Linked DNA regions of Homo sapiens: regions 2, 3, 4 and 5 are each linked to region 1. A link is a contact called in ENCODE Hi-C or POLR2A ChIA-PET data. All regions are on one chromosome and are shown on one strand. Each heading gives the region's core, a stretch centred on a gene start or an enhancer-like site at or near the end of the contact. The rest is flanking DNA. Distances are from core to core; before and after follow the strand shown. Region 1 holds the start of HNRNPAB (heterogeneous nuclear ribonucleoprotein A/B). Region 2 holds the start of MGAT4B (alpha-1,3-mannosyl-glycoprotein 4-beta-N-acetylglucosaminyltransferase B). Region 3 holds the start of HNRNPH1 (heterogeneous nuclear ribonucleoprotein H1). Region 4 holds the start of ZNF346 (zinc finger protein 346). Region 5 has its middle 16 kb from the start of NSD1.

Region 1 (4,102 bases), core at 1,060-3,559:
GGATTCAGACCCCCAACGAAGATTTTCTTCACCGGGTCCTTCTTCATAGCCATGGCCTTTTTAGGGTCAATGACACGGCCATCCAGCCTGTGCTCCTTCTGGTCTAGGACCTGTTCCAACAGAAAGGGGTCAGGCTGACTCAGCAGCACGAGCCAGACAAGGCCCTTCTCTCTAAGCCATAAAGACACCAGTACAGATACAAACATGTGTTTCACCCCCTCCAAATTCTACCCCAGCTTAACCTCCCAACCCAATTTTCATCAAACCTCAAGTACAGCTGGTTTACCTCGACACCTAGAAAACAGTCCTCACACTTAAGCCTTTGATCATGCTCTTCCTGCCCAAGCAGTCCCAGCGTGAGGCCCATCTCCAGAAGCGAAGCAGCAGGGACTCGGAGCATAGGCTGAAGATGGGCCACAGGGGAAGGAATCCTCCCTCCACTCCCTACTAGCTGTGACCTCTTCTACTTACATTTCTGAGCCTTAGGGTTTTGGTTTTTGTCCTGTAAAATGGGGCTAAAAGCCTATCATACCAATCATGGACTCTCTTGTAATCCTCCCAGATGTTTAGCGCCGTACCCAGAATAGGCACATAAAAGGTAATGAATGTCAACTGTCATCTTCCCGAACCACTCCAGCACATTCTCTCACTCCCAGCTTAATCTGTATTTTCATCCCCTCAAAAACCGGAACATAACCTCCGGCTTTGGGTTTTGCCCAAAGCACTTAAATCACATGCAGACCACACAAACTAGTCATGCTTTAAGAAAGGTGTCCTCTTAGAATTCAAATCGTTTCCACTGAGACTGCTGAAATCCAGTACCCAGCTTACCTTCTCCACACTGGCTGCATCTTTGAACAGGATAAACCCAAACCCTCTTGACCGTCCAGTGTTGGGATCCATTTTTATTGTACAGTCAACGACCTCTCCAAATTTAGTAAAATAGTCTTTTAAATCTTTTTTGCTAGTATCCCAGCTCAGGCCACCAACGAACATTTTTCTGAAATGGTAGGGTGAGACACACGGCAACAAGTCTTGTAAGCAAGCTGTGATTTTGGAAAGGACTGGCCCTGGCAAAGTTCTCACGAAGTCTACAGCTACCCTTAGAGTCTGCAAGGAGCACCTTAGAAAGATGTTAAATCTCCACTACCCTCCAAATTGAACTCAACCAGGACCCTAACGAGGCTTAACAAGGCTCTGCAGCCCCAGCCTGTGAGAAGCAAAGAAGGGACCACCTCACCAGGGGTATGGGACCTAACCACTCATAACTGGAAATTCATGTGTTCTACAACCATGTAGCAAAGGGCCAGCGTCTCCACCAACTCCTGAGAACTCGTTTCAAGGAACTCGATGTTTCCGGGGACCAAGCCCGCCCAGGGTTCAGACCGTGACTCCGCCCCCGGGAGAGGCGGAGGAGGGAGGTCCGGGCCCCGGCTCGCGCCAACTCCGCCCACGCAGCCGCCGGCGCGGCCCAAGACGCCGCCGGGCCCCGGGTCCGAGCGCTTTCCCTCTTCCGGGCCATCCGCCCGCCCCTGCGCCGGCTCCGGCCCTGGCCCTGGCCCTGGCAGCGCGCGAGCGGCCCCGGGGCGGCGCCAAAGTCGACCCAACAAACTCCCGCAAACTCCAGCGCGAGTGGCAGCGCCAGGCCCGGCCCGCGAACGCAGCGGCGACAGTCCGCGGGCCGCACCAGCCCCGACCCGGGCCAGGCCGCCGCCCCTCCCCCCGCCGCGTGGCGCCAACAAAAGGCGGCCCCGGAACAAAGGCGGCGCCCCCGTCCGCCCGCGGCCGCACCTACCCCGCGTCCTCCTCGTTCTTGCTGGCGTTGATCTGGTCGCCCTCGGCGCCGTTCTGATTCCCGCTCGGGGGCGCCGCGGTCGCGCCTCCAGCCCCCGCCGCGGCGCCCGTGCCAGCCCCGGCCGGCGACTCGCCTTCGGGGACGGCCTCATGTCCGTTCTCGGTGGCGCCCGTCGTCTCCATGGGCTGCTCCTCGCCCGCTTCCGACATGCTAGGCCGAGGCGCGGCGGCTCCTGCAACCAGCGGCGACAGCGCGTCAGGCCGGCGCGGCTCCCGCCAGAGCTCCCGCCCGCCGGCCGCCGCTCACCTCGCCGCCGATGACGCCGCGGGGCCCGCTCGTCCCCACCCGCAGGGGAAGGCGCCGCAGGCTCGGCCGCACTCAAGCTCGCGCTGCTGAGGCCTCGCCCCAGTCAGCCCACGGAGCTGCTCCAACTGTGTCTCCTCCTCCTTGGCCGCCGCCGCACGGGAACCCACCGACCAACAGCCAAGCTCCGTCCCGCGCGGTGCCGCCGCCTGACAATGCCGACTCGTGGCGCCCTTTATAATGCCGGAGCCGGGTGCCACATCGCAACAAACTGCACACTCATTGGCTGCTCAAGTCCGTCACTCAACCTAGCTTCAGCGTCCCATTGGCCGCCACGGCGCGCGCGCTCTAGACCTGGGCGGGCTTTGTCCTCATTTTAGAACGCGCGCGAGTCCGGCCGCTACGGAGGGCTCCCGAAGCCGGGCGGGACGGCGCCGGGTCCAGGGCGGCGGGCAGCTACAGCACATCGGTGGGAGGGCCTAATCGGATTGTAAGCTCGTCGAGGCCGCTGGTCTCTTGCTCTCGAGGACTCCATCCCAGCATTGGCAGCCTCCGCCTCCCCATGTCCCAAAAGAGGAAACTGGGCTGGAGAAAGTTTCGCAGCCCAAGGACGCGTGGCTGGAAGTGGCAGAACCCGGGCTTCCGAGGTTGGGCGAGTGGGGTCCTCCAAGGCCCTCAGCACGGGTCGGAGGGATTGGGACTGAACCCGCCATCCCCCTGGACCTTGGTGCCCTCCAAGCCCCGCGCTCGCGCCCTGTCCGTCGCCTCCCCCAGAGATGCTCTGCAGGGACGATGAGACCTTGGTGTTCCCCGGTTCTCTGTCCCCTGGCACCACCTGAACGATTGACATCGCATTTGTACTTTTGTTTACTTAAATTTTTTCCTGTAAATCATTTGTCTTTCTTTTTCTTCCTTTTTATTATTTTTTTTTTTTTGATGGAGTCTTGCTCTTGTCGCCCAGACTGGAGTGCAATGGCGCGATCTCGGCTCACCGCAACCTCCGCCTCCCGGGTTCAAGCGATTCTCCTGTCTCAGCCTCCCGAGTAGCTGGGATTACAGGCATGCGCCACCACGCCCGGCTAATTTTTTTGTTTTTTTAGTAGAGACGGGGTTTCACCATGTTGGCCAGGATGGTCTCGATCTCCTGACCTCGTGATCCGCCCGCCTGGGCCTCCCAAAGTACTGGGATTACAGGCGTGAGCCACCGCGCCCGGCCTTTTTTTTTTTTTTTTTTTTTTTAAACAAATACGGAGGCCGGGCGCGGTGGCTCCCGCCTGTACTCCCAGCACTTTGGGAGGTCCAGGCGGGCGGATCACGAGGTCAGGAGATCGAGACCATCCTGGCGAACATGGTGAAACCCCGTCTCTACTAAAAATACAAAAAAATTAGCCGGGCGTGGTGGTGGGCGCCTGTAGTCCCAGTTACCGGGAGGCTGAGGCAGGAGAATGGCGTGAACCCGGGAGGCGGAGCTTGCAGTGAGCCGAGATCTCGCCACTGCACTCCAGCCTGGGCGACAGAGCGAGACATCGTCTCAAAAACAAAACAAAACAAATACACCACTCGTGAACTCACGAGGTAAAGGACAGGGTGGGGGCGTTGTTCTCTTCCTAATACACAAAACTCCTTTATATTATCTCCTTGACCACAAAATTTTAAAGGCCTCGGTAATCCCGTTATTCCTTTTAATCATATGGGTGGTGGGCCCCAAGGCAAGCAGGATTACAACCTCTGGAGCCTGCAGGTTACCAAATAGCAACCCAGAACACAAGGAACTAGCGTTTCCAGTGGATTCCTGCAGCCAGGACCAGTGTGGTGGGCTGGGCATTCCATTTTCTCTTCTGTATCTTAACAACCAAAGTAAGGTGGTATGGTCACCAATTTTATTTATTTTATTTTTTGACACAAGGTTTTGTTCTGTAACCCAGGCTGGAGTCCAGTGGCACGATCACGGCTTACTGCAGCTTCAACCTCCCGGGCTCAAATGAGCCTCCTGCCTCAGCCTCC
Region 2 (4,102 bases), core at 1,088-3,587, 1.6 Mb before region 1:
TGGGCGACAGACCGAGACTCCGTCTTAAAAAAAAAAAAAAAAAAAAAGGCCGGGGTGGTGACTCACGCCTGTAATCCCAGCATTTTGGGAGGCCGAGGCAGGTAGATCACGAGGTCAGGAGATCGAGACCATCCTGGCTAACACGGTGAAACCCCGTCTCTAATAAAAATACAAAAAATCAGCCGAGCGTGGTGGTGGGTGCCTGTAGTCCCAGCTACTCGGGAGGCTGAGGCAGGAGAATGGGGTGAAGGTGGGAGGCGGAGCTTGCAGTGAGCCCAGATAGTGCCACTGCACTCCAGCCTGGGCGACAGAGCAAGACTCCGTCTCAAAAAAAAAAATAAGATAAACTAAAAATAAATAAATAAATAAATAAAATTACAAAAAAATCCAAAAAAATTTGTTTTAAAATTTTTAATGAGATGAGGTGTCACTATGTTGCCCAGGCTGGTCTTGAACTGATGAGCTCAAATGATCCTCCTGCCTTAGCCTCTCAGAGTGCTGGGATTACAGGCATGAGCCACCACACCCGGCTAATTTTTTGTATTTTTTAGTAGAGACGGGGTTTCACCGTGTTAGCCAGGATGGTCTCGATCTCCTGACCTCGTGATTCGCCTGCCTCGGCCTCACAAAGTGCTGGGATTACAGGCATGAGCCACCGCGCCCGGCCTCTGGGTGACTAAGTTTTAACATTAAGTAACTCATTAACAATTTCTAAGGCCCTTTATGTCACAACCTAAGTGAAAAGCCATTATCCTTTGCCACAAATAGAAGACACCTGTGAAAACACGACAGTTTCCTCTAGAAGGCTCCTATAAGTCCCAGTCTCTAGTTCGGAAAGTTCCAGGAGCACTGAGTGGGGAGCCCTCTCCTTTAACAGGGGGCCTCAGGATCCAGCCCACTTCAACCTCTGGCTCGGCCACCCCCTTCTTGGCATCAATCTCTCTGTCCAGACCCCTCGAAGCTCCCGATTCCACTCAGCCCCAGGTGTGGGCCGGGGCTGAACTAGGAAGACAAAGCCGCATTCAATCTCAGTCTGAGTCCAGCCCCTCGGGCCTCCCCCGGGCGGGTGGGGCAGAGGTCCCTGCAGCCTCCACCAGGAACCGGGCCCCTAGGTCTGGGAGGTCCAAGCCGGCAGCGGGCCAGGCGCTGCCCAAAGCCTGCCCAGAGGCGGCGCTGGGCCAGTCCCTTTATAATTTGCGCCCTTCCTGGTTCCACAGAGGATTGAGGAACGCCTGAAATTAGAACGCAAATGGGCCGTGCGTGGTGGCTCACGCCTGTAATCCCAGCACTTTGTGAGGCCGAGGCGGGCGGATCACAAGGTCAGGAGTTCGAGACCAGCCTGGCCAATACGGTGAAACCTCGTGTCTACTAAAAATACAAAAATTAGCCAGGTGTGGTGGCGGCCGCCTGTAGTCCCAGCTACTCGGGAGGCTGGGGCAGGGGAATCGCTTGAACCCGGGAGGCGGAGGGTGCAGTGAGCCGAGATTGCGCCACTGCACTGCAGCCTGGGCAACAGAGCGAGACTCCGTCTCAAAAACAAACAAACAAAAAACAACAAAAAACAACAACAACAAAAAAACAATGAAGGCGTGGGCCCCCATCAATATCGGGCTGGGCTGGGCGGGGCGAGGTGGCCCCTACACCACCGGGGGCAGGGCCCGTTGCTCCCGTTAGCGGCGCTCTCGGGCCGCCCCTGCCCCGGGAAGCCGGTACGGTTCTGGGCTGGTCACTGCTCTGCATCCACGAGCATCGGCCCTGATACCGCCTAGAAAGGCCCATCGTTCCCGCCTCCCGGGCCCCTGCGCGCCTCCGTCCAGAGGCCCAGAGGAAGCTCCTGAGCGGGGAAGCGCCCTGGGCGGCAGCGAAGGCAGCGGTCGCTCCCGGCTTCAACCGCCCAGTCCCCCGCGCCACCCAGAGCCCCTCACGCCCGGGAAAGAGCCCCGAGAACGTGCGAATGGGGTCGGGGTCCGCGCGCGGAGGAGATGTTGCTGAGAAGGGTACCGGGGTCCCGGAGCGCCGCCCCCGCCGCCCGCCCCCCGCCCCGGCTGCGGTCGACCTGCACTCCCACTCCAGCCTTACCTGAGGCCGACTCGCACGAGCCCACGCGGGGCTGCGGGAGCCGATCGGGATCCCGGCCGCCGGCCCCCACCCCACCCCCTCGCGGCGCCGGCGACGGCGGTGCTGCGGCCCCTTTAAATCCGGGCCGCCCCGCCCTGCGCCGTCGACTCCGCGGCGGCCCCAGATCCAGGCCCCAGATCCAGGCCGGGCCGCGGCTCTCGCCGCCCAGCCCAGCCCAGCCCGGCCCGGCCCGGCCCTGCCGCGGAGGCGAGGCCGCCAGTGTCCCGCGCCCCTGATATCTGCAGTGAGCCTGATACCTGCCTCTGCCCTTCTGAGCCTGTTCCTCTTCCCTGAGTACAGGGCACAAAGCTTGCGCCCTGAGGGGCGGCCGGCGCGCTCCCTGGCCCGGTCCCCGCCCGGCCCCGGGCCCCCCGCCCCTCCCCGACCCGGGGCCGGGGCCCCTGCCGCCGCCGCCGCCGCCTTCCGACCCCTGCGCCCCGGCCCCGGTCCCCCGGGCCATGCAGCCTCGGCCCCGCGGGCGCCCGCCGCGCACCCGAGGAGATGAGGCTCCGCAATGGCACCTTCCTGACGCTGCTGCTCTTCTGCCTGTGCGCCTTCCTCTCGCTGTCCTGGTACGCGGCACTCAGCGGCCAGAAAGGTGAGCGCGACCCCCGCCCGGCCCGCACCTGGCGCACCTGGGCGTCGGCGGCGGGAGCGGGCCCGGCGGTGGCCGCGGAAGGCGGCCGGAAGCCGACGCAGGCGCCCCTTCCCCGCCCGGGCGGCGCGAGGACGCCCCTCCCACCCTCCCCCACTTGTTTGCTGCTGGAGCCGCGGCGTTCTCCTCGGGCCCGGGCCGCGCCCGTGGGTGCTCCGGACCGGACTCCGCGGGCGCAGCTGTCCCGACGCTGAGCTGGGGACCCGTGGGGTTCTCGGAGAGGGGCAGAGACCCAAGGTCACAGAGGTCCCGGAACGCCAGCCACAGCCACCTGGGCAGGAGCTGGGGCGGCGTGAGGGACACAGGCGCGAGGGCACCCCCCCACCCTGCTGCCTGCTGCCCCGCGCCGGCCTGGGCGACCCCGGCGTGACACCCGGTCCTGGGACTCCCTTCGGCGCCCAGAACGCGTCGGCAGCATCCGGCCTGTGGGAGGGAGGGAGGGAGGGAGGGAGGCGTCCTGAGGCAGCCCGGCCCCTGCTGCCCTGCGCTCCCGTGCGGCCCCAGCCCGTCCTCCGCACCCCGAGCTTCCCGGGCTGGCCCCCGCCCTCCGCGTGCGCCCAGCGCTCTTGCAGGCGGAGGGTGCGGGCCGATCCCCCCGCGCCGCCCCGCTGGCCGGTCTTGGCGATGGTGGGGCCGAGTAGGGCCTGAGCCCTCGGAGGCGCTCTTCCCCCGGCCTGGAGGTTCCGGGAGAGTGGCCTCCTGCCTGCCTGCCTGCTGGAGGCCTAAGCGGGCTGAGTCCAGCTGCCCCTCGGCCTCCCCGCCACCTGCTTCCCTGTTTCCCTGTCCCGGAGCGCCATCCCAGAGAGGCTGCGGAGGAGGGCGAGGGAACCTGGACCCTTCCGGACCCTCCGAGCTCCATCTACCCACGCCGAGCTCTGCCAGCACGCCCGCCTGCCGCACTTGTTCTGCCAGAGCAGAGGCCTGGGCTGGCCTTGGGGCTCCAGGGCCAGAGAGGCATCACCCAGGGACTCTGCGGGGAGCCTGCCTGACACGGGAGGGATGGCTGGGCAGAGGCCGTGCTGGCGGGGTATATTATCAAGGGCAGGCATGGCTGGGGCAGAATTCTCTGTAGGTAGGGTGTGTCACCTGGGGAAGGACATTCTGGGTCCTTGGCAGGGTGACTATAAAAGCACACTGGCATGAAGGCCTAGGTGGGGCCATATCTGAAGGGCTGGGGCATGCTCTTTGAGTCGTGGGTAGAGCCGTGAGCCCTTGCCCTTTGTCCTGAGCCAGTGTGTGCCTCCCGCAGCAGCCACATGCCCGCGGATTGATGTCAGGAGCCACCTCTGCAAGCCTGGCTTACCACAGGGAGCCAGGCTCCAGGACAGC
Region 3 (4,102 bases), core at 478-2,977, 1.4 Mb before region 1:
GCCTCAGCCTCCAGAGTAGCTGGGATTACAGGCGTGTGCATGCATAGATAATTTTTGTATCTTTAGTAGAGATGGGGTTTCACCATGTTGGCCAAGCTGGTCTGAAACTCCTGATCTCAAGTGATCTGCCTGCCTCGGCCTCCCAAAATGCTGGTATTACACGAGTGAGCCACCGCACCTGGCCGGACTCTCTTCTTGATTACCTCAGCCAAAGTGCCTTCTGAAATGGTACCACAGGTGTGTGCTTCTAGTTCAGTTTGTAGTAGAGGGCCTGGTATGTACCGTCATTCACCCTGCCTGCTCCATCTGCATCCCCCTCACATCCAGCAAGAGTTTTCCTTTACACAGGGTTTACGGCTCCCCTGCTGATCACCTGCCAAAGCCTTCTCTCGGAGATAACACCCTTGCCAAGGCCTAAGTGGCCTTTGAAGATCAGGCCCTGCTTAGCTCTGGGCTCCTGTCTTTCTTTTGATGTCCTCTCTACTTTTTCTCAAACCTGTCAAAACTGGATTCGGACTCTGTGGCACTGGGGTTGGAAACATGCTTTGTCCGCATCTTCCCAGGGTGGCACTCAGGCTTGCACTAGCTAAGGTAGCTCTGCGGCAGGGTCCAGCACTACCTTATTGTTAATTTGTGTATTGTCTGTGTCCACTAAAGCTGGGGTGAGGAAGGCAGCCAAATCAGACATGGGGAGGCCTGGGAGGCTACGGCATCTTAGGTTTTGGGCAGTGCTGCTAGAAACCACGAACATTAGTCATCTCGCAGCATGTGTGCACATGGGGTGACCCGGGGGCCTCCTCGAATGCAGCGTCTACGCCTGGTGAATGGACGCACTCTTACCAATTCTGCTCTGGGAGATGCAGCGGTAACCTACCGAGCGCAGAGGCCGGCGCGCACCCGTGGAGCCCGCGCTCGCGATCCCTCCTCGTGCCAGGGCCCCAGGGCAGTCAAGGCCTGCCGACCGTTAGGCGGGTCAAGGGGTACACAGGGTGCGAATTCGTTAGGCAAAAGCTGGGTACAGGCGCGAGCCACAGGCACGGAAACCTCGCGCCGACCGGGGCCCTAGGCCCGACGACGGCAGGTAAGGGGAAGTGGAGGCACACAGGGCTGGGACGTGCCCCAGGCACCATACGGGTGGCTTCGGGCGCGGGACGTCCGCAGCCCCGCAGCTCCCAGGACGTTCGACAATCTGCAGCTGACCAGCTTCGGCCGGTTTGGGGATAAAGGGAAGACAGGCGGCGCGGGGAGTGGGAACGCCTGAAGGCCGCGCCCCTCCTTTCAGGTCGGCCAGGAGCGCGCCGGTAAGAGCCTGGGGGCAAGGGGTAGAAAGACGCCCACCTCATCACAACCCAGAGCTCGGGACTCCTATACAGTCCCATAGGGAACAGGCGGCCGCCATTCCCCTCCCCCACGCTGGCGGGTAAGGCTAGAGAACGGTTTCAAGGAAGACGCATGCGCATGAAATAATTATAAACCGCTAGGACTCCGAAGTTCAATATTCGCGGGAAGGCGCAGGCGCAACAAAAAGCCCGGCGGGTTTATGGGTGGGGGTGCTGAGCCCAAAACCCAAGCGTGTAATAATCCGCCGGCGGGAGGTGGGCTGGCTCTTGAAATTACGCATGCGCCAGAGCTCTTTGTGACGCAACGGGGCGGTGCGGGCAGCTGGCTGCGCGTGCGCAGAACTCGCACAAGGGACCTTATTTAGGTTGCGCAGGCGCCCGCTGGCCATTTCGTCTTAGCCACGCAGAAGTCGCGTGTCTAGGTGAGTCGCGGTGGGTCCTCGCTTGCAGTTCAGCGACCACGGTGGGTACCGTTTTTGCGAGGATTGTTTGTCCCCATATCTCTGGGAGGGCCACGGGGACCTTGGCGAGCTGCAGGCTGCCGTCGAGAGCCGCGAGTGGTTCGCTGAATCTCGGCACCGCCGCTGAGGCCTGCAGGCCGCGCCGACTCTATTGTGTGAGAAGTCGGAGGAGGCGGAGCGGAAGCGGCCGCCGCCATTTCCTTTCCTCTACGCTGGCTCTCGGCCCGGGCCCCCACGGTTCGGGGCGCCGACAGCTGTTGCTCAGGACAGCTTTGGGGGTCCGGTCGCCGGACGAGGAGGTGTTGGAGTCGCCGGGGTGGGTGCATCCGCCCGGTTTTTGCTCCGTGGGGGGGCGGTGCGGGCCCGGGCGCGCCTCGGAGGCGAAGGACAGCTTAATTGGCGCTCTCAGTTCTGGTCCTCCCCGCTTTGCAGTTTGTTTCGACGCCGGACCGCGTAAGAGACGATGATGTTGGGCACGGAAGGTGGAGAGGGATTCGTGGTGAAGGTCCGGGGCTTGCCCTGGTCTTGCTCGGCCGATGAAGTGCAGAGGTTTTTTTCTGGTGAGTTAGAACTAGGACGCGGGAGTTCGAGTTCGAGGCCGGGGCGGGCGGGCTGGCGGGCGGCCGGGCTGGGGCGGGGCGGGGCGGGGCGGGCCGGGCCGGGCCGGGCCGGGTGGGACCCGGGGCGCCCCCTGGCGAGGCGCGGGCGACTACACTCACCGCTGTGCTGCTCGCGCCCGGCGGCCCGCTGTTACGCAATGGAAATTTCGAAAGCCCCGCCCGTCCTCCTGGCCCTTGGGGGAGTGCGGCAGGTTTGGCAGACTTTGTTTTCTTTACCTATCTTTGAACACCAGCTTTTCTTTTATGGGTGTCTTTTTTTCTTTTTCTTTTGAGTTGGAGTCTCTGTCACCCAAGCTGGAGTGCAGTGGCGCGTTCTCGGCTCACTGCAACCTCCGCCTCCTGGGTTCAAGCGATTCTCCTGCCTCAGTCTCCCGAGTGTCTGGGACTAGAGGCGCGCACCGCCACGCCCGGCTAATTTTTGTATTTTTAGTAGAGACGGGGTTTCACTATTTTGGCCAGGCTGGTCTCGAACATCTGACCTCAAGTGATCCGCCCACCTCGGTTTCCCAAAATGCTGGGATTACAGGCGTGAGCCACCGCGCCTGGCCCGGGTGTCTTTTTTCGAAAGGATAAATTGGCATAGGTGGGATTTCCTCCTCAATCTTGAGAAAATGGCCGAGTGATTAGACAAATAATAGTAATGTTTTGCAATATCTTGAAGTGTAACCTCTTGTTTCCAGTTTTGGTGTTTTCTTAAAAAGGAGCATTCTTCGGAAAGTTAAAATGTCACGTCTTAATTTCAGTTTTCCTAATCAAGATTTGATAATTGAAGAGTGTTTTCTTATCTAGTTCTTAATCTGGCTCACTATACAGTTGAAGACACTGAAGCCCAGGGAAGTGTTTTTGCAGTACATAGGTTTCCTGAATATTTTCTATCAGAATGTCCTTGTTCCTATTATTAGACTGGGAAAAAGAAATTAGACTGATTAAAATTCTATTTGGATGAAATTAACAGCTTTTGGCAAGACGTTTGTAGTATTGACTTACTATCTGAATTTAGCGTTGGTAACGGAAAGCGACCTGTAAAACAAGAACCAAGTACGCTGGAAGCCGCCTTGCAGGGGGCAACACTGGGTTTGGCTTCAGCTGTGCAACTTGGAGCATTTTAGCTTGGTAACACTGATCCCCTTTCAGGTGAGTATTGGGCTTGTAATTTGAATTTGAATGAGAAACCGTAATGTGGCTACTGGTAAGGTAAAACGGATAAATGCCCCAGACCAAAACAGCTCGCAACGAAGTATGTTTGCCGTAAAGTCACACAGTCCAGGCTTGATAATCTTCTGAGAAATTGATAAAAGATGTGTGATGTAGACATGAGTAGCAAGGACTAAAGAGATAAATTCATTCTGAAACTGCTTTGAATATTGTATGTTGTTGATGGGTTGGAAATATATCACCTTAGGAATGAGTTTGTTTTTTTTTAATTGGAGTTTTAGGAGTTGGTAATATCGTGGTCAGTATATATAGGCTTCACAAGTTATGTAATTTGTAGTGGGGACATGGAATAGACATTTCATCTGTGTCACCCAGAGGTGGTTTTAGGTTTTAAATTCTGTATTAACGGTTGTTTTCTTTCCAGACTGCAAAATTCAAAATGGGGCTCAAGGTATTCGTTTCATCTACACCAGAGAAGGCAGACCAAGTGGCGAGGCTTTTGTTGAACTTGAATCAGAAGATGAAG
Region 4 (4,102 bases), core at 1,180-3,679, 1.2 Mb after region 1:
GAGTGGGGATTTAATATAAATGAGCTCAAAGGAACTAATTGGGGTGACGGAAATGTTCTAAAAGTGGACTGTGGTAATGGCTATACAACTCTGTACACTGGCTAACAATCACTGGCGATATGCTTACAATGGGTGACTTGTATGGTATATAAATTGTAACTCACATGAAGGTGCTAAGAGTAGAAAAAGGGTGAGTAGAACTTAATGTTGTAGGTGTCTACCTAGATTTCACATAAATGTGGGAGAAGTGAGAACAGGGAAATGAAATGGGTCATAACAGTGCCACTATACACTCATATACACATAGCAGACAGTTCACTTTTCAGAGCACAGTGGTTTTCTGCTTCAAGATCCAGGGCAAAGGTCACTTTCTTCTTGTGCACCTCCAACTCTTAAAACATTCCTCAGCACTGCATCCTTTACATTACACTGGAACTGTTTTGGTGTCTGCTTCCTGGACTAGACTGCAAGCCTTTCCAGGGCAAGGGCAGTATCTTCCTCTGATACTCCAGCTCTGAAGCTCAACCAGTTCCGGGTCCAGAGCAGGCATCAGTGAGTGTTTGTCAAGTTAATGAAAGGAAAATTGGGGTAGGGGAGGAAACTACCAAACAAGTGTGAAAGTAGGAGAGCCGGGTGCGGTGGCTCATGCCTGTAATCCCAGCACTTTGGGAGGTCAAGGCGGGCAGATCACTTGAGGTCAGGAGTTCGAGAACAGCCTGGCCAACATGGTGAAACCCCATCTCTACTAAAAATACAAAAATCAGCTGAGCGTCATGGCAGCAGCCTGTAATCCCAGCTACTCCGGAGGCTGAGGCAGTATAGAATTGCTTGAACCCAGGAGGCGGAGGTTGCAGTGTGATTGTGCCACTGCACTCCAACCTGGGTGACAGAGTGAGACTCTCTCAAAAAAAAAAAAAAAAAAAAGGAGAGAGGGCCCCAGAAATAGTGTGTGTGTGTGTGTGTGTGTATACATAAAATACTTACAAGTGTATATAAAAATATATATACAGATTTATGTGTGTATATATTATATATATACATTTATGTGTGTGTATATTATATATACGCATACACACACACCATTTCTGGGGCCCTGTCTCCTTCTTTTTTATATATAATATACATTATATATATATATAAACTTAGGAGACAGGCTAGACTTGTTTTTAAATTGGAGAAGTATATACCAGGGTATAGGTCTGTGTACCTTCCTTAGATATGGTCAAAATTTCAATTTTATCCAATTTTATCCAGGGCAGTCAGTTCACAAATAGCATATTAAACTTTCGAAGACAAGTCTGCTCAGCAAGCAAACAAATCACTGGAGAAATCTGATTTCCCTCCAGATACCTGACAAGGTTAGCAGAGAAGCCCAGATAGAGTTCTTGTACATCTGGGTTAGCATCAAGCAGCTGGCTCTGTAAAGGACAGTGAAGGGAGTCACACAAGCAGGTCAGGACAGCTCTTTTCCATCCTTCTCTTTCTTTCATCCCATCTTACCCAGTCTCAGGTCAAGTGCAGAGCAAGCTGGGGCGCTTCGGCCCAGGAGTGACCCCTAACGTGGCTTTGCATACACTGTTCTCAGCAACTTTGGGTCAAGTGTAGGACACAAAGAAGCTGGAGCCAAAGCAAACCCAGACCAGTTTCTCAGGCTCCTTGTCCCCACCTTAGAATAAGGGACCCAGCAAGTAGAGGCCAGAGAGCTAAAAACGGGTAAGCCAGGGCTCAGTCATCAAGACCAGGAGGAACCCAGGGGGTAAGGAGAAGGCCTTCCAGAGCCCTCGGAAGTGTGGGGCTTGAGAGAAGGGAGGCGAGAGGCCCTAGGAGGAAATCTGGAGATTGGGACGATGGGGAGTCAAGGAGTGGTGAGGGGCACTCGGCTTGGCTTACCGGGATGGCAAAGACTGTAGGTCTCCGACAGGACGAGTATAGGGATGACAGTCCTCGAATGTGGGAAAAACTGCGCTGTAGTGAATGATGAAGGAGGAGGAGGAAAACCCAGGGCCTGAGCGTGAGCGGCCCTTCACCCTCAGCGCGCTGGGGGCCCGATTCTTGGGGTGCCCGCGCCCGGATGGGGAGCACAAGTCTGGGGGTCCCGGGGCGCAGCACGCAAGGAGGCGGGCCAGGGGGTGTGACCGTCGGCGCTTCCGCAGTTCCCCGCGAGCCGCGCAGCGGGCGAGGGGCTTTCTGCCTCCAAAGCCCCCGACTCACCTTCCTCTCTACCCACCGGCTGGGCACCGGACACGGCTTCCCACAGGCGGCGCGCCCTCTCGCGGTCAAAGCGCACCCCGTCCGGCTCCTGGCCCTCCAGCAACTCCGAGCTGCTGTAAGGCCCGGCCGCTCCGCCGTCCGCGGCCTGCACCGTGGCCGGCGCGGGATACTCCATCTTCCCCGCAAACCCTCACCGGTAGAGAGCCTCTCAGGCGCCTAGGTATCGCGAGATTTGGTGGGTGGTACTTGGCCCAGCCAACAAATCTCGCGAGGTTTGGGCGCTGCACCCGCGCTGCCGTGCGGGACCCCGCGCTTATTTTGCTTTGCTACCTCTGGTACCTCAGAGCGTGTGCCGTGGATTCGGAAACCTGTCGCTGATTCCGCAGCAGTGACCCCCCCCTCCCGGAGAGGCTCGTGTGGTTTTGGCTCATGGCTCTCACCTTGCTCACGGTCAGCCCTTGATACTTTTCATTTCGTTCTCAAGGTCCCGTTATGTGGGAGTGTTTTCGCCATTTCATTCACAGGGAAACTGAGGCCCAGAACCTAAAAATGGTTAACTCAAGAGCTCGCTACTAGTAAGTAGTAGTACAGCTAAGGTTCCATATTACTGCTAATAATACATACTATTTGTTGAGTTCCAAGTGCCAGCTCCCAGCTCTGATCTTCCCCGAGACTCCGGACCTGTATACATCCAGTTGCCTCTTCCACAGTTCACTCGAATGGCTAATAGGCTTCTCCAATGTAGCTGTCAGACCCCAAATTTTATCTTCCAACCCCAGAGCTGCTCCTTCCCGTGTCTTTGGGAGCCACCATCTCTTGCCTAGGTTATTGTAGTAGCAACCTCACTGGCATTCCCAGCACAGCAGTTCCAGGAATCCTCTTATGACAAGTCAGATCATGACGCTTAGGTTCTCAAATCCTCCAACAGCTTCCCATCTCACTCTTAGTAAAAGCCAAAGTCCGGCCAGGCGCGGTGGCTCACGCCTGTAATCCCAGCACTTTGGGAGGCTAAGGGGGGGCGGATCACCTGAGGTCCGGAGTTCGAGACCAGCCTGACCAACATGGAGAAACCCCGTCTCTACTAAAAATACAAAATTAGACGGGTGTGGTGGCACATGCCTGTAATCCCATCTACTCGGAGGCTGAGCCAGGAGAATGGCTTGAACCCGGGAGGCAGAGGTTGCTGTGAGCCGAGCTGGCGCCATTGCACCCCAGCCTGGGCAACAAGAGCGAAACTCCGACTAAAAAAAAAAAAAGCCAAAGTCCTTACTTCGACCAACAAGGCCCTGTACAATCTGACTTCCCTTAACCTCCCTGATCCTGATGTGTTACTCAGTCCCCAACTCCTTAATTCCTGTCCCAGTTATCCAGGCCTCCTGGGGTGAATTTCTCTCATATATCTTCATGGCTCAGTCTCCCACTTCCTTCTCTGGCTACTCTATCTAAAATACCTTGTCTGGCTATCCCATCTAAAATGTTACTTTTCCACACACACTTCATGTCCTTCTTTCCTGCTTTATTTCTTTTATATTTTACCTTTTATCTTGCTTATTGTCTGTCTCCCGACTAGAAGGCAAGCCCCAGGAAGGCAGGGATTTTTGTCTCTTTTCTTTTCTTTCTTTTTTTAAATTGTTTTTGAGGCAGAGTTTTGCTCTGTCGCCAGGTTGGAGTGCAGTGACGCGATCTCGGCTCACTGCAGCTTCCGTCTCCCGGGTTCAAGCAATTCTCCAGCCTCAGCCTCCTGAGTAGCTGGGATTACAGGCACATGCCACGGCACCCAGCTAATTTTTATATTTTTGGTAGAGACGGGGTTTCACTATGTTAGCTAGGCTGATCTCAAACTCCTGATCTCATAATCTGCCTGCCTCGGGCTCCCAAAATGCTGAGATTA
Region 5 (4,102 bases), core at 1,072-3,571, 1.1 Mb after region 1:
TCCTGACCTTGTGATCCGCCTGCCTCGGTCTCCTAAAGTGTTGGGATTACAGGCTGAGCCACCGTGCCTGGCTGTGGTGGGTCTTTAGAGTGCCCATTGCCTGAGCTGGTGTTGGAGAGGCAGCACACTGTGAAGTTATGAGCACAGACGCTGGCCCACAAGGCCTGATTTGAACCCCCAGCTCTGCCACTTAATAGTGACCTTGGGTAAGTTACCGAGAACTTCTCTGTGCCTCTGTGATCGCTCTGTAAAGTGGGATTTTCTTTTTTTTTCTTCTTCTTCTTTTTCTTTTATTGAGATGGAGTCTCACTCTGTTGCTCAGGCTGGAGGGCAGTGGCACAATCTCACTGCAACCTCCACCTCCCAGGTTCAAAGGATTCTCCTGCCTCAGTCTCCTGAGTAGCTGGGATTACAGATGTGCACCACCATGCCTAGCTAATTTTTGTATTTTTAGTAGAGACGGCGTTTAGCCATGTTGGCCAGGCTGGTGATTCACCCGCCTCGGCCTCCCAAAGTGCTGGGATTGCAGGTGTGAACCACCATGCCCAGCCTAAAGTGGGATTGTTGAGAGGTAATATGTAAGTTTAGAACAGTATCTGGCACCTGGCAAGTCCTCCAATGATTGTAATCACGATTACTATTTTAGCGAGGTTCACACAAAGTTGGTGCATGGCAGCCTTCTAGCAAGATGTGTTTCAGTACCTCCCTGTTGTGTTATAAACATTCCCACCTTATTGCTGGTGTCTTTCCTGATGTAAATCCCATGGTTTCATGTCCTGTCCTACTACTGTTCCTGTATAGCTTAAATTTCCCCTTGTTAGACCAAGTGAAGGGACTGTGGAATTGGAAGACTCAAAAGTCATATGGTTACACTGTTGTTAACAAGCAGTGTACATTCTAGTAAGGGGCAGTAGGAAGAAAAAGCCTTAGTACAAGGCCGTGTGTGATGAGATTGTGACTTCCTCTAAGGTAGGACTATCCACAATCATAAAAACTGTTACCAACGTGTTTTGGGAGCTCACAGTGTGCCAGGTACGAGACTTTACAATCTTCACAAAGATACTGAAGTAGGTATTAGTAGTCCCATTTTCCAGAAGAGGTATCTGAGGTTCAGTGAAGTTAAACACTTGTCCTAGGTCACATGGTAAGCAAGTAATTTTTCTTTCTTTTCTTTTTTTGAAACAGGGTCTTGCCCCGTCACCCAGGCTGGAGTGCAGTGGTGTGATCTCAGCTCACTGCTATCTCTGCCTTCTGGGCTCAAGCGATCCTCCCGCCTCAGCCTCCCGAGTATCTGGGACCACAGGCACACGCCACCACGCTCTGCTAATTTTTGTATTTTTTGGTAGAGACGGGTTTTGCCATGTTGCGCAGGCTGGCCTCAAACTCCTGAGCTCAAGCAATCTGCCCGCCTTGGACTCCCACAGTGCTGGGATTACAGGCATGAGCCACCCGGCCCGGCATTTATTTGGGATTACAGGAGTGAGCCACCATGCCCAGCATTTATTTATTTATTTATTTATTTATTTTTGAGGCAAGGCCTCACTTTTTCGACCAGCCTGGAGCGCTGTGGCGTGATCTCGGCTCACCACAGCCTGCCCACTCTTGCTCAAGTGATCCTCCCTCCTCGGCCACCGGAGTAGCTGGGACCACAGGCGCGCACCGCCATCCCCATCCCCGGCTAATTTTTGTTTGTTTGAGACGGAGTCTGTCGCTCAGGCTGGAGTGCAGTGGCGCCATCACCGCTCACTGCACCCTAGAAGGCCCGGGCTCAAGTGATCCCCTCACCTCGGCCTCCAGGGTAACTGGAAGTAAAGGCACGCGCCACCACGCCCGGCTAACTTTTGTATTTTTTAGTGGAGACGCGGTTTCGCCATGTTGCCCAGGCTGGTCTCAAACTCCTGAGCTAAAGCAATCCGCCCGCCTAGACCTCCCAAAGTGCTGAGATTGCAGGTGTGAGCCACCGCGCCCAGCGGAGCAAGTAATTTCAACTTGGTTCTGCTTGCTTCCAAATCTCCTAAAACACTACTTTGGACCAGAGGGGGTAAAAAGGACATGGCCCCAGAAGCCAGCGAGAGAAAAAGGGGGAATTTATCAGAAGGACACAGGGTCCGGGCGTCTGGGACAGGCGGCCTCCCCAACTCCCTCGGCCGGCGGAACAGGGTAGTGGGAGACCCGGCTCCACACTCCCAGTTCGGCGCCCGCGGAATCCAGCCGGGTGCACGTGGCCAGCACAGCCTCTGGGCCCTGCCGCACTCAGGTCGGGCTTCCGCTCCCGGCCACACGCGGGCCGCATTCCTGGGAGAACGCCTCCTATTGGTCCGTTCGGTCAGGTGGCTGCCACGGGCCAATCAGCGGCGGCTGGTGCCGTGGGCCGCGCGAAGGGCTCTGCGGCGGTGGAGCCTCAGAAAAGATCATCTTTGTACGTTGGGTTGCGCCGGCAAAGGGCAGCCAATTCCTATTAACTTTCAGCGTGTCCCAGATCTTGCTAGCGACCCCACTGGCCCTTTGTGCCTGTTTATCTGAATTCACCACCAGCCCTGCCGCAGCGCTTAGAAAACGAGACAGAGAACAACTGGGCCGGCCCTCCTCGTGGGCTTTGAGTCCCGCCCTATTGCTTCCATGGGTTTTTGTGTCCCTTTCTCCTCTCTCGCCTCTGGAGCGCCAACCCTTTCCTGTCTTCTTGCTCCTTCCCGGCAGCCCACAAACGGCCGAGAAAAATGTCAACTACCCTGCAACCAGGCTCTGCTTCTCCTTCCCTCCACTGTCCTGTCCCCTCTTCCTCATCTTCCTCCTGATCCCACTGCACCCTGGCTTCAGATCACCAGTAGTGCCGCTGTAGCCAAATCCGGTGACGTTTCACCATCTTTGCTGCTTTACTCTGAGAAGCATTTGACTCTTTACCCTACTTGAACCAACCAGGTTTCCAGGCCATCCCACTCCTACCTGATCCCTCCTAATTCTCACAAACCCTTCTCTATGCCTCCATGTCATGGGCATGTCTCCCCTTTTCCCTGCCTGACAAACAAAGGTGTCGCAGTGCCCCATCCCAGGCCCATTTGCTTATTATTCACCCAGTTTCCACGAGGGATCGTCATCCACTCAGCACGTGCATTCCCTAGATGCCAGCAATGCTGGGGCCTCAATCTAGCCTAGATTTGTCCCACAGCCCCAAATTCACTACCTGGGAATCTCACAGACAACTCAGGCTCAACATAAGCCATTCATTCAATAAATATGTATTAAGCTGTGTGCTTATTTATAGTAAATATCTATATCTTTATATACAGACATATTTTTTTCAGTTGAAGTCTCGCTCTGTCGCTCAGGCTGGAGTGCAGTGGCGCGAAATCGGCTCACTGCAACCTGCGCCTCCCGGTTTCAAGCGATTCTCCTGCCTCAGCATCCCGAGTAGCTGGGATTACAGGCGCACGCCACCATGCCCGGCTAATTTTTGTATTTTTTAAGTAGAGACGGGGGTTTCACCATGTTGGCCAGGCTGGTCTCGGACTCCTGACCTTGTGATCCGCCTACCTCGGCCTCCCAAAGTGTTGGGATTACAGGCGTGAGCCACCGTGCCTGGCCTTTTTTTTTTTTTTTTTTTTAAGACAAATTCTCGATCTATCGCCCAGGCTGGAGGGCAGTGACCTGATCTCGGCTCACTGCAACCTCCACCTCCCGGGTTCAAGCAATTCTCCTGCCTCAGCGCCCCTAGTAGCTGGAATTACAGATGTGCGCCACCACACCCCACTAATTTTTGTATTTTTAGTAGAGATGGGGTTTCACCATGTTGGCCAGGCTGGTCTCGAACTCTTGACCTCAAGTGATCCGCCCGCTTTGGCCTCCCAAAGTGTTGGGGTTACAGGTATGAGCCACCACGTCCGGCCAACATTAGGTGTTTTTTGTTTTGTTTTGCTTTTTTAAGAAAGTCACTCCATCGCCCAGGCTGGAGTGCAGTGGCGCCATCTTGGCTCACTGCAACCTCCGCCTCCCAGGTTCAAGCGATTCTCCTGTCTCAGCCTCCCTAGTAGCTAGCTGGGATTACAGGTGTGTGCCACCATGCCTGGATAATCTTTTTGTATTTTTAGTAGAGATGGGGTTTCGC

Evidence for each region. A loop is a pair of places that touch in the nucleus more often than their neighbours do. ChIA-PET counts read pairs that join two places held with the same protein, here RNA polymerase II (POLR2A). Pooled maps may share reads with other maps.
Region 2: a pooled map shows a loop between it and region 1 (7-fold over the local background). The contact joins the promoter of MGAT4B here to the promoter of HNRNPAB in region 1. A Hi-C loop is called at or near these places in 1 of 168 maps with a recorded cell type or tissue (naive thymus-derived CD4-positive, alpha-beta T cell), 1 of 37 single-sample maps with no recorded cell type and 4 of 50 pooled maps. POLR2A ChIA-PET finds 5 or more read pairs at or near these places in 2 of 52 experiments (HepG2 and PC-9).
Region 3: a map of naive thymus-derived CD4-positive, alpha-beta T cell shows a loop between it and region 1 (16-fold over the local background). The contact joins the promoter of HNRNPH1 here to the promoter of HNRNPAB in region 1. A Hi-C loop is called at or near these places in 1 of 168 maps with a recorded cell type or tissue (naive thymus-derived CD4-positive, alpha-beta T cell), 1 of 37 single-sample maps with no recorded cell type and 16 of 50 pooled maps. POLR2A ChIA-PET finds 5 or more read pairs at or near these places in 10 of 52 experiments (A549, AG04450, CD4-positive, alpha-beta T cell and 7 more).
Region 4: a pooled map shows a loop between it and region 1 (10-fold over the local background). The contact joins the promoter of ZNF346 here to the promoter of HNRNPAB in region 1. A Hi-C loop is called at or near these places in 6 of 50 pooled maps. POLR2A ChIA-PET finds 5 or more read pairs at or near these places in 2 of 52 experiments (GM10248 and GM12878).
Region 5: a map of naive thymus-derived CD4-positive, alpha-beta T cell shows a loop between it and region 1 (4-fold over the local background). The contact joins the enhancer-like site here to the promoter of HNRNPAB in region 1. A Hi-C loop is called at or near these places in 1 of 168 maps with a recorded cell type or tissue (naive thymus-derived CD4-positive, alpha-beta T cell) and 2 of 50 pooled maps. POLR2A ChIA-PET finds 5 or more read pairs at or near these places in 3 of 52 experiments (GM10248, H1 and activated naive CD4-positive, alpha-beta T cell).

Annotation. Positions count from the first base shown.
Region 1 is chr5:178,202,740-178,206,841 of GRCh38, reverse strand. It overlaps HNRNPAB (heterogeneous nuclear ribonucleoprotein A/B), which reads right to left and starts at 2,309. Exons shown (of 8, transcript NM_031266.3): 1 at 2,102-2,309; 2 at 1,796-2,027; 3 at 832-1,000; 4 at 1-110. The coding sequence starts at 2,004. RefSeq lists silencers at 1,336-1,745, 1,776-1,885, 1,906-2,125, 2,426-2,495.
Region 2 is chr5:179,805,101-179,809,202 of GRCh38, reverse strand. MGAT4B (alpha-1,3-mannosyl-glycoprotein 4-beta-N-acetylglucosaminyltransferase B) reads left to right here and starts at 2,337. Exons shown (of 15, transcript NM_014275.5): 1 at 2,337-2,716. The coding sequence starts at 2,620. It also overlaps a transcript of SQSTM1 not described here. RefSeq lists silencers at 1,593-1,762, 1,933-2,492, 2,723-2,792, 2,923-3,052, 3,063-3,482 and an enhancer at 2,520-3,181.
Region 3 is chr5:179,621,296-179,625,397 of GRCh38, reverse strand. HNRNPH1 (heterogeneous nuclear ribonucleoprotein H1) reads left to right here and starts at 1,727. Exons shown (of 14, transcript NM_001257293.2): 1 at 1,727-1,803; 2 at 2,234-2,361; 3 at 4,001-4,102. The coding sequence starts at 2,265. The region is part of intron 4 of LOC128966623 (a long non-coding RNA gene); the gene reads right to left. RefSeq lists enhancers at 116-900, 901-1,686, 1,436-1,730, 1,786-1,955.
Region 4 is chr5:177,021,023-177,025,124 of GRCh38, reverse strand. ZNF346 (zinc finger protein 346) reads right to left here and starts at 2,429. Exons shown (of 7, transcript NM_012279.4): 1 at 2,212-2,429. The coding sequence starts at 2,386. It also overlaps a transcript of UIMC1 not described here. RefSeq lists enhancers at 1,651-2,187, 2,615-2,664, 2,188-2,725 and a silencer at 2,065-2,214.
Region 5 is chr5:177,115,235-177,119,336 of GRCh38, reverse strand. No RefSeq gene overlaps it. Among named protein-coding and RNA genes, the nearest start is that of NSD1, 16 kb to the left of the region's middle. Within about 2 kb of position 2,321, at least 23 of the 41 ENCODE cell types and tissues checked have a DNase peak (open chromatin) inside an H3K27ac peak, as active enhancers do.